2 separate regions of the Mus musculus genome follow, and region 2 is linked to region 1. Evidence: chromatin loops called from intact Hi-C (ENCODE). Cell type or tissue: left cerebral cortex. All regions are shown on one strand. Links, peaks and the distances in the headings refer to the core of each region. The heading gives the core; the rest is flanking DNA.

The links. A loop is a pair of places that touch in the nucleus more often than their neighbours do. Peaks named below come from ENCODE experiments on the same cell type or tissue, not always from the same donor. Only the 100,000 strongest peaks of a DNase experiment are listed, where the experiment ranks them.
Region 2: a loop joins it to region 1, with 2.3 times the contacts of the local background. A loop is called at or near these places in 7 of 42 quality-filtered maps.

What each region holds. Positions count from the first base shown.
Region 1 is chr11:69,643,971-69,649,348 of GRCm38, reverse strand. Fxr2 (fragile X mental retardation, autosomal homolog 2) reads right to left here. Exons shown (of 17, transcript NM_011814.2): 8 at 374-544; 9 at 121-199. Among named protein-coding and RNA genes, the nearest start is that of Sox15, 8.4 kb to the left of the region's middle. In left cerebral cortex, for the core only: no CTCF peak of the experiment used is centred there; a DNase peak (open chromatin) is centred at 3,318.
Region 2 is chr11:69,735,362-69,740,739 of GRCm38, reverse strand. It overlaps Polr2a (polymerase (RNA) II (DNA directed) polypeptide A), which reads left to right. Exons shown (of 29, transcript NM_001291068.1): 20 at 259-483; 21 at 615-861; 22 at 1,213-1,313; 23 at 3,188-3,292; 24 at 3,376-3,558; 25 at 3,762-3,965; 26 at 4,415-4,601; 27 at 4,726-4,839; 28 at 4,941-5,090; 29 at 5,174-5,378. Among named protein-coding and RNA genes, the nearest start is that of Polr2a, 21 kb to the left of the region's middle. In left cerebral cortex, for the core only: no CTCF peak of the experiment used is centred there; no DNase peak of the experiment used is centred there.

The sequences.
Region 1 (5,378 bases), core at 275-5,274:
AGACTATTTATTCCATCCATATGTGCAGGCATCAATCCTAGTTACATGGACAAAACTATTTTCAAAACTCTGCCACCTGGGCCCTAACTTTATCCCTTTTACACACACACTCAAACTCACCAACCAGGTTCCTGGGCACTTGTACAGAGTCCTCGGAAAATTCAAGGTAGCTTCGAGCCTGTCTGCATGCCTCTGGTGTCTATAGAAAAAGTAAACTAAAACAGAATCCGGATCTCCCTGCCATTCTGACTTTGGAGAAATAAGCTGTCACCAAAGTCAGGCTGGAAGGTCACCATAACTTCAGATTTGCTTTCCACCTTAGCCTCAATCCCCTCTGTCACCCAAAGGCCCCAATAGTCCAATCTCTGCTGACCTCCCCATAGATTCGGAAAGTGCAGGTCTCTTCACCCAACTCAATGGCAGTCACTCCGGGCACTTTCCGAGCCTGCTGGATGTTGGCACCGTGCGTTCCGATCGCCAGACCCATCAGGTCCTCTCGCACTGTGAACTCCTCTTGGAAGGCTGCTGCCAGCTGCTTACTTGTCTGAAAGGAAAAAGGCACTGTGAGACCCTGGAGGTGAAATCTCAGAACACATGGCCCGGATGCCTCATCGTTTAAATGTGTGAAGAAAACTCCTATGAAAGAAAACCAGAACCACCTGCAGTTTGCCTAGCCACTGAAACTTCCATGGAAACCGCAGGCACCTTTAAATGCCAGGGCTTGTGAGCAGTGAGGACTGTAATGAGGGCAGTTTGAACTAGAAGCCACCAAAGTTCTAGATTTGGTTCCAACACTAACTGATCCTTACCAAGACACACACTGTGCCTTTGATCTATCCTCTGACAAGTGCTTACAGCTGACCTGCTTAATCTCAAAGTAGTACAAATGGTATTCCTCTTTTGAGCCCTTCCCACTCTCAGGAGTTCTCTTTTTATTAATAAATCCATGCTTATTCTGCTTAAAAAAAAAAGAAGACGAGCAGGCGGGTTAGACAGGCTGACAGAAAGTGGTTATGTACATGCATGTTTTCCTGCATGAGTGAATGTGCACCATGTTCAAGAGCTACATGCTCCAGGCTCAACAGAGGGACACTTGCTTTGTAAGCAACAGACCCTGTGCTCCATCCTGTGTACAGAAGGGGGAAAGACAACTTGTGGGCTGGGAGAGTAGTTCAGCAGGTAGAGTGCTTGCTCAGCACGCAGGAAGCTCTGGGTTAGACCTTCGGTCATACAAAAAAACAGATTTGGCGGCCACACCTGCAATCCCAGCACCAGAAAGATGGAGGGAGGCAAAAGGATCAAAAACTAAATGTCACTTTTGGCTACATAAAAAGTTTGGGGGGGGGCCGGTGAGATGGCTCAGTGGTTAAGAGCGCCGACTACTCTTCCAAAGGTCCTGAGTTCAAATCCCAGCAACCACATTGTGGCTCACAACTATCTGTAACGAATCTGATGCTCTCTTCTGGAGTGTCTGAAGACAGGTACAGTACACTTACATATAATAAACAAATAAATAAATATTTAAAAAAAAAAAGTTTGAAGTTTGGGCTGGAGAGATGGCTCAGCAGTTAAGAACACTAACTATTCTTCCAGAGGTCCTGAGTTCAATTCCCTGCAACCACATGATGGCTTACAACCATCTATAATGGGATCTGATGCCCTCTTCTGGTTTGTCTGAGGACAGTTACAGTGTACTCATGTAAATAATCTTTAAAAAATAAAATAAATAAAAGGTTTGAAGTTCGAAGCCAGTCTAGGATATCTTAAAACAAAACCAAAAAACCAGGCAGTGGTGGTACATGCCTTTGAATCCAGCATTTGGGAGGCTGAGGCAGTTGGATTGGAGTTCCAGGACAACCAGGACTACACAAAGATACCCTGTCTCAAACCAAACCAACCCAAAACACCCTTACTTAAGAAAATAAAATGAGGGCTAGTGAGATGGCTCAGTGGGTAAGAGCACCCGACTGCTCTTCCGAAGGTCTGAAGTTCAAATTCCAGCAACCACATGGTGGCTCACAACCATCCGTAACGAGATCTGACTCCCTCTTCTGGAGGGTCTGAAGACAGCTACAGTGTACTTACATGTAATAAATAAATAAATAAATCTTAAAAAAAAATAAAATAAAATAAAATAAAATGATTAAAAACCAAACAACAAGCAGAGCACAGCCAGGCAAGGTGGTCCACACCTGCCATCCTAGTGTTTGAGATGCAGAGGCAGGCAACCCCTTTGAGTTTGAGGCTATCCTGGTGTGATGGTGTGTATATGCTTGGCCTAGGGAGTGGCACTATTAGAAGGTGTGGCCCTGGTTGAGGAGGTGTGCCACTGTGAGAATGGGCTTTACTACCCTCATCCTAGCTGCCTGGAAGCCAGGACTGTGCTAGCAGCCTTCAGATGAAGACGTAGAACTCTCAGCTCCTCCTCCACCATGCCAGCCTGGATGCCACCATTTCCAGCCTTGATAATGGACTGAACCTCTGAACATGTAAGCCAGCCCCAATTAAATGCTGTCCTTATAAGAGTCGCCTTAGCGCATGCCTTTAATCCCTGCACTTGGCAGGCAGAGGCAGGTGGATTTCTGAGTGAGTTCCAGGACAGCCAGGATTACACAGAGAAACCCTGTCTCGAAAAACCAAAAAGACAGACGTAGTAGGTACCAGGGACTGGGGTATAGCGGTAATAGGCCTTGTTTATCAGAATGTGGATTTGGGGACTTTGGATTTGGAAAGCAATACAAGGCTTTAAACAGGGCTTACTGGGCTCTCGTAGTAGAATCTCGTAGTAGAATAAGAAGACTTTTATTACGGAGATTGATCTGAACTGTGCCGACCTAACTCAAGAGGTTTCAGTGGACAATTTCCATGTGTGGCCTAGAGAGTGGTTTTGTGGTATTTTGTTAAAGAATGTGCATACTTTTTGACGTTGTCTGCTTGAGGCTAAGGTGCAAGACTCAGATTAATTGCATTAACAAAGGAGGTCTCAGAAACAAACTCCCATCATAGACTTTGTTCTCTAGTTAAGCTTCATGATAACCATTTTAAACAAGTGTAACAAGCCGAGAAAGGAAAAATATAAAATATATGGTTCAAGTATTAAAGGGGCACCAGAAAGTGAAATGAAACTGAATCCTGTGTTCTCAGATATTGAGTTAAGGGAGTGGTGACCTTGGGGCAAGATCCCACCCTTCTAAATTTAGGTTCAGGCACGGTGGTACATGCCTTTAATCCCAGGAGATCTGAGTCCAATGTCCATCTACAGAGCAAGTTCCAGGATAGCCAAACTAGACAGTGAAGTTGTTAGAAAACAGAAAGCCAGTGATGATGTAATAGAACAAGTGGGCCATGTTCCAGCCCCAGCAAACAGCAGAACTTAGGCAGCTTCGGCTATATATATCTGGCTTTATAGTCAAAAGTAATAGACTACTGTGTCAATTGATGCTGGTGATCTGGCGCTGAGAAATTAGTGGTGGCCGGGCAGTGGTGGCGAACGCCTTTAATCCCAGCACTTGGGAGGCAGAGGCAGGCGGATTTCTGAGTTCAAGGCCAGCCTGGTCTACAGAGGGAGTTCAGGACAGCCAGGGCTACAACCAAAAAACCAACCCCCCACCCCCAAAAAGAAAGAAATTGGTGTTGATTAAAGAAGAGGCCAGCATCACTGAGGTGAGGTGAAAGCTTCTGGTAAGTGTTTTCTGAGAGCACAAAGAAGCTGTGTTCCAGAGCTAGCCAAGGTTGTACCTTGTGCTGCAGCTGTACTTCATAATGTGTAAGAGTCACCCAGGTGGTACTGGTTTTGAAGGCATGAAGAGGTCATGACGAGCAGCTGAGGCTTGGCACTGAGAAAGGCCATAGAAGGCCATTGGTGAAGGTGCAGCCTCCGTTGCAGCTGACAGACCAGAACTGAAGGGGTCATGGCACCATGAAGAGAACCAATGAGAGGACTAGCTGCAGTGGAAGACTTCAGCATATTGGGGATGCCAGTGCCATGGGATGATCACCAAGAGCAGCAGTAGCGGGCTGGAGATGGCTTAGGGGTTAAGAGCACTTTCTGCTCATCCAGAGGTCCTGAGTTCAATTCCCAGCAACCACATGGTGGCTCATAACCATCTATAGTGTGATCTGATGCCCTATTCTGGCATGAGGTGTGTACATGCAAATAGAACACTTATACATAAATTAAAAAAAAAAAAAAAAAAAAGCCAGGCGTGGTGGCACACACCTTTAATCCCAGCACTGGGGAGGCAGAGGCAGGCAGATTTCTGAGTTCAAGGCCAGCCTGGTCTACAAAGTGAGTTCCAAGAAAGCCAGGGCTATACAGAAAAACCCTGTCTCGAAAAACCCATAAATAAATGAATGAATGAATGAATGAATGAATGGAGTTGGAGATCTGAAGACCACACTGACATCAAACATGGAGATCCAATGTGGAGTTTGCCTAGCTTATTTTCTGCCTTGCTTTGGAAATTACAGTTAAGTGACTGAATGAATTTTAGAAGAAACTTTGAACACTGTTGAGACTAAATGTATGTTTTTTTATGCTATGTGTAGGTATGTTCCCCTAAAGACTCATGTGTTTATGGGGCCAGGGAGTGAAATGTGATGGTCTGTATATACTTGGCCCAGGGAGTGGCACTATTAGGAAGTATATCCTTGGTTGGAATAGGTCTTTCAAACTCTCTTTCTAGCTGTCTAGAAAAAGCCAGTCTTCTGATGAAAATGTAGAACTCTCAGCTCCTCCTGCACCACACTTGCCTGGATGCCACCATGTTCCAGCCTTGATGATAATGGACTAACCAGTGCCAGCCCCAGTTAAATGTCCTTATAAGAGTTGCCTTGGTCATGGTGTCTGCTCACAGCAGTAAAACCCTAAGAATTCCAGGCCAGAAGACCAGTGAGGCCCTGTTCAAAACAACACTGCTGGGCAGTGGTGGTGCATGCCATCAATCCCAGCACTCCAGGGTCAGCGATCTGTGGATTTCTTGTTGAGTTCTAGGACAGACAAGGGTATACAGAGAACCCTGTCTCAAAAAACTAAAACAAACAAAACAAAACCAAACCTTTTTTTTTTTTATTTTTCAAGACAGGGTTTCTCTGTATAGCCCTGGCTGTCCTGGTACTCACTCTGCAGACCAGGCTGGCCTCGAACTCAGAAATCCGCCTGCCTCTGCCTCCCAAGTGCTGAGATTAAAGGCGTGTGCCACCACGCCCGGCGAAACCAAGCCTTTTAAATCCATACCAAACCACAATAGAATACTGTCCTCTGAGGATGATAAAATAAATTAGCCACACAGGACTAATGACCTAGTAGCCTTTTCTATGTGTTTCAGACACAAAAGAAAACTAGAAAGGAAAGGCCGTTGTTATTCAGGGTGAGAAAC
Region 2 (5,378 bases), core at 309-5,308, 91 kb before region 1:
TCCATACACATAAATAAAGTATTCTTCAGAAACAAAAAATGGATTTAGCATGTTATAGAATCTTTTCTGGGTGTTCAGCATATTCCAAAGTGATGCATAGTGATAGGTTAAAAACTGAAGCCCTTGTAAAGGAAATAGTGTTCTTTCCTTTGCTACACTCATCTTCCCCAAGTCCCTTTATAATTAACAGATAGGCTCACCCTAACTGCATCCCATGACTTGCAAGATAGACATTGTCTGATGCCAGTTTTCCTATAGGCCCATCCTGGAGAAATGGTGGGAGCTCTGGCTGCTCAGTCTCTTGGAGAACCTGCCACTCAGATGACCCTGAACACTTTCCACTATGCTGGTGTATCTGCCAAGAATGTGACGCTGGGTGTGCCTCGACTTAAGGAGCTTATCAACATTTCCAAGAAGCCAAAGACTCCTTCACTCACTGTCTTCCTGTTAGGTCAATCTGCACGAGATGCTGAAAGAGCCAAGGTAAGAATCAGGATAATGGACTGCCTAGCAAGAACAGGTTGGATCAGGAAATGATGATACCTCTGAAGAGTTCACTAGGCCAAAAGCCCAGTGACCCCAGTACCATGTCATGAGTCACTGTCTCTTCCTAGGACATTCTTTGCCGCTTGGAACATACAACATTGAGGAAGGTGACTGCCAATACAGCCATCTACTATGACCCTAACCCCCAGAGCACAGTGGTGGCAGAAGATCAGGAGTGGGTGAATGTGTACTATGAGATGCCCGACTTTGACGTGGCCCGGATATCTCCCTGGCTGCTGCGTGTGGAGCTCGACCGAAAGCACATGACTGACCGGAAGCTTACCATGGAACAGATTGCTGAGAAAATCAATGCAGGTAAGGCTGAGTAGACAGCCCACATGGATGTCCCACCTAGGTTTCTACTACTTTCATGGTCACTTTATTGGAGTCCTTAGAGTCACCTGTAAACACCTCTGCTCTCCAACAGGTCCTTTTCAGGATCATTAAACCCTTCAAGTCCTCTCTGTACTTCCTTCCTTCCCTTCCCAAGGTGTTTTGGGTTTGGTTTGGCTGTTGGAACCCACTGTGTTGTCTGAGCTGGATGACCAGTGAATCTCTAGGCTCCATCCATCCACCTGTCTCTGTCTCCTCGTGCCCTCATGTCACTGAGGTTACAGACAGTCTATTAAATGTACTCTTTCTCATGGGCATTACTATTCCTACCAGGTTTTGGCGATGATTTGAATTGTATCTTCAACGATGATAATGCAGAGAAGCTGGTCCTTCGAATCCGCATCATGAACAGTGATGAAAACAAGATGCAAGAGGTAAATGGTCTGAGACCCGGGGGAAATAAAATAGAATGGGATGTAATGCTGTGATTACCAGTGTGTGGCATCTGCAGTTAGGTGATTCTGATCTTAGCTACTTCAAGTCAAGATGGTGGGAGAATGGAGTTACTTTAGAGAGAGTTGCAGCTGGGTAGTTAAAGAAGGAAAAGTCCAAATTAATGAGTAAAAAGTCTTTGAAACAATAAACAGGCATGCCTGTACCTCAGCATTAGGGAGAGTCAGTTACTATAAGTCCACTTAATTAGAACAAACAAGTTTTAATACTGACCTAATATTTATTTGTATAAGTACAGCAAGAATTTTAAGTTTGGTTTTGTTTGGCAGTACTCAGAGATAGAGGCAGTTGGGTCTGTTGAGTTCCGGGCCAACCAGAATTGATCCATTGTGCCCGTGGGGGACTGAAGAGGCTGTTTATCACCTAGCACTGCAGTTACAGATGATTGTGAGCCACTATGTAGGTGCTGGTAACCAAACCCAAATGTCTTTAGTCACTGAGCCATCTCTCCAGCCGCTTCTTGGCTCCTCAGTGTTAACTCATATTTCTGGTCTTAAATAAATCTTTTTTTAAAAAAAAGTTTATTATCTGTAAGTACACTATATCTGTCTTCAGACACACCAGAAGAGGGTATCAGATCTCATTACAGATGGTTATAAGCCATCATGTGCTTGCTGGGATTTGAACTCAGGACCTCTAGAAGAGCAGCCATTGTTCTTAACTGCTGAGCCATCCCTCCAGCCCTGGTCTTAAACTCTTGATCTTCTGCCATCATCTCCCCGTTATTAGGATTATAGGTGTGCTTTACAATACCTGGCATAGAGAAAATGATTATGAAAGTAATAAATCTTGATAAATTATACTATATTTCCACTATGCACAAGTACATACTGCACAGTGTGTGGGACACTGCACAAGGACTGTGCAGGCAAAAGCTCTTGCTGCCAATCCTGATGGACTAAGTTTGAGTCCCAGGAACCTATATGGTTGAGAGAGAGATAACTCTTATTGCGAGTTCTGTGACTTCCATATTTGTGTGTGTGTGCATGTAGGGGCTTCAGAGATGACTCACTGGTTAAGAACTCCGGCTGCTTTCCCAGAGGACTCAAGTTCATTAATTCCCAGTTCCCTGGTACTGGTTTACAGAGAGACTCTGATACCCTCTTCTAGCCACTCTTGGGCACTGCATACACGTGGTGACACATGCAGACGACATTCCCATACACAAATAAAACTCTTCTTTAAAAAAAAAAGTCAACTTTTAATCCCAGCACAATTAGTTTAATTTAAAATACTTTTTAAAAGTGGAAAATGCATTTTGGTTGTAGGGTGTAGTGCCTCTTCTGTTGTATGAACACCTTTCATTCCTATGCAGGATGGGGTTCAGGAACCAGTTTATCCTCAGCTAAAAAGAGGAGGCTAGGGACTAAAGAGGTGGCTCAACAGCTAAGAATACTCTTTTTTGGGTTTTGTTTGTTTTGAGACAGGGTTTCTCTGTGTAGCCTTGGCTGTCTCACTCTTTAGACCAGGCTGGCCTCGAACTCAGAAATCCGCCTGCCTCTGCCTCCCAAGTGCTGGGATTAAAGGCGGGTGCCACCACGCCCAGTTCAGTAATTAAGTAATTAATAATTCTTAGTCTTTACAGAGGACCCAGGTTTCATTCCCAACTCCAGACACATAATTGAACACAGACATACACACAAACAAACACTCACAAACAAAAAGTAAAAATATATTAATGTCATAAAAGCTAAGGGCTTTAGTGAAGACAAGGAAGCAATTCTTTCTTGGCCAATTGTAGTTTGGGGAGGGAACAGAGGAAATCACAGGCTTACTGACCTCACTCTTGTTGCAGGAGGAAGAGGTGGTGGATAAAATGGATGATGATGTCTTCCTGCGATGCATTGAGTCCAACATGCTGACAGATATGACCCTGCAGGGTATCGAGCAGATCAGCAAGGTCAGCATCCGTTCTACTCTGGCCACCTGCCCGCCTGCTCTTGCCCCTACTCAGCCTGACTAGAGCTTGCCTCGTCTCTCCAGGTGTACATGCACTTACCTCAGACAGACAACAAGAAGAAGATCATCATCACAGAGGATGGGGAGTTCAAGGCCCTGCAGGAATGGATCTTAGAGACGGATGGTGTGAGCCTGATGCGGGTGCTGAGTGAGAAGGATGTAGACCCTGTGCGCACCACGTCCAATGATATTGTGGAGATCTTCACGGTGAGAGCCCACAGAGCATGATGCCTAAGTCTCTCTAGGAACTCCCCGCTCATGGTTTCCATGCTTAGGCTTTCTGTCTGGATCCATTGGTTTTTTAGTTTGGGATGGACTGCCCCCGATATCCTCCCTGCCAGTCTGGGTAGTGACCGGATCAGGGAGATGAACTGAGCTAACTTGGTGTGACTTCCTTTCAACTCTGGCAGGTACTGGGCATTGAGGCTGTGCGGAAGGCTCTGGAGCGAGAACTGTACCATGTCATCTCCTTTGATGGTTCTTATGTCAATTATCGGCATTTGGCGCTCCTGTGTGACACTATGACATGCCGTGGCCACTTGATGGCCATCACTCGTCATGGGGTCAACCGCCAGGACACTGGACCGCTCATGAAATGCTCCTTTGAGGAAACGGTACTGACAACCTTTTCCCGGCCTGGTTTTTAGAGATAGATAGGACTTCACTGGGCCTTTCCTAGCCTTAGACTCTTAGTAATCCCCAGGAACCCTGTCCTGTCACTAAAGCTCTCTGAAGGGTAAGCATGAGTCATCATGCCCAGCACTAAGGACAGGCTTATTTTATCATCATTTGTGTAGGGGAGAGGCAGGGTCTTACTATGTAGCCCTAACTGGAACTCACTGTGGAGACCAGGTTGGCTTTGAACTCACAAAGTTCCTTCTGTTTGTGTCTCCCAAGTGCTGGGATTAACCATGCCTGAGTAGATTGAAAGAAGGGAGCTTGTCTCAGTAGTGAGCGTGCAGGCCTTTGGCACTGCTTTCCACTGTTGATTGTTGGGCAGGATGGGTGCTGTGGGTGATGGGTGCTGTGGGCAGGGAGATTAATGTCTCTTCTGGTTGTTCAGGTGGATGTCCTTATGGAAGCAGCAGCACATGGGGAGAGTGACCCGATGAAGGGAGTCTCTGAGAATATTATGCTGGGCCAGCTCGCTCCAGCTGGTACTGGCTGTTTTGACCTCCTGCTTGATGCTGAGAAGTGCAAATACGGCATGGAAATCCCCACCAATATCCCTGGCCTGGGGGCTGCTGGACGTGAGTGTGTGGGCTTTCAGCTGTGTCAAGCTGGCTGGGTCATGCTTAAGGGTAGACATACAAGGGAGTGCGTGCCTTTAGCCCCGAGTGCTGCTCCTCATAAACCACTCTGGGCTCTTTGCAGCTACCGGCATGTTCTTTGGCTCTGCACCCAGTCCGATGGGAGGAATATCTCCTGCAATGACACCCTGGAACCAGGGTGCAACTCCCGCCTATGGTGCCTGGTCCCCGAGTGTTGGTGAGTAGCCTCGTCCAGGAAGAGAAGCGTCGGACTTCGTGGGTTTGGGGCTGGGGAAGGGGGTGCTAGAGCTCCTGCTGACGCACCTGTTCTTCCTTCAGGGAGCGGGATGACCCCAGGAGCGGCCGGCTTCTCTCCCAGTGCTGCATCTGATGCCAGTGGCTTCAGCCCAGGTTACTCCCCTGCATGGTCTCCCACACCAGGCTCTCCGGGCTCCCCTGGACCCTCAAGCCCATACATCCCCTCACCAGGTGAGCTGCTACACCATTTCCTCCTTCCTCCATGTTTGTATGCCGGGCTCTTCACCACTATTTCCCTTTGTCTTTTCCTATAGGTGGTGCTATGTCTCCCAGCTACTCACCGACATCACCAGCCTATGAGCCACGCTCCCCTGGGGGCTATACACCCCAGAGCCCCTCCTACTCCCCTACTTCACCTTCCTACTCCCCAACCTCTCCATCTTACTCTCCAACCAGTCCCAACTACAGCCCTACCTCTCCTAGCTACTCGCCCACCTCCCCTAGCTACTCGCCAACCTC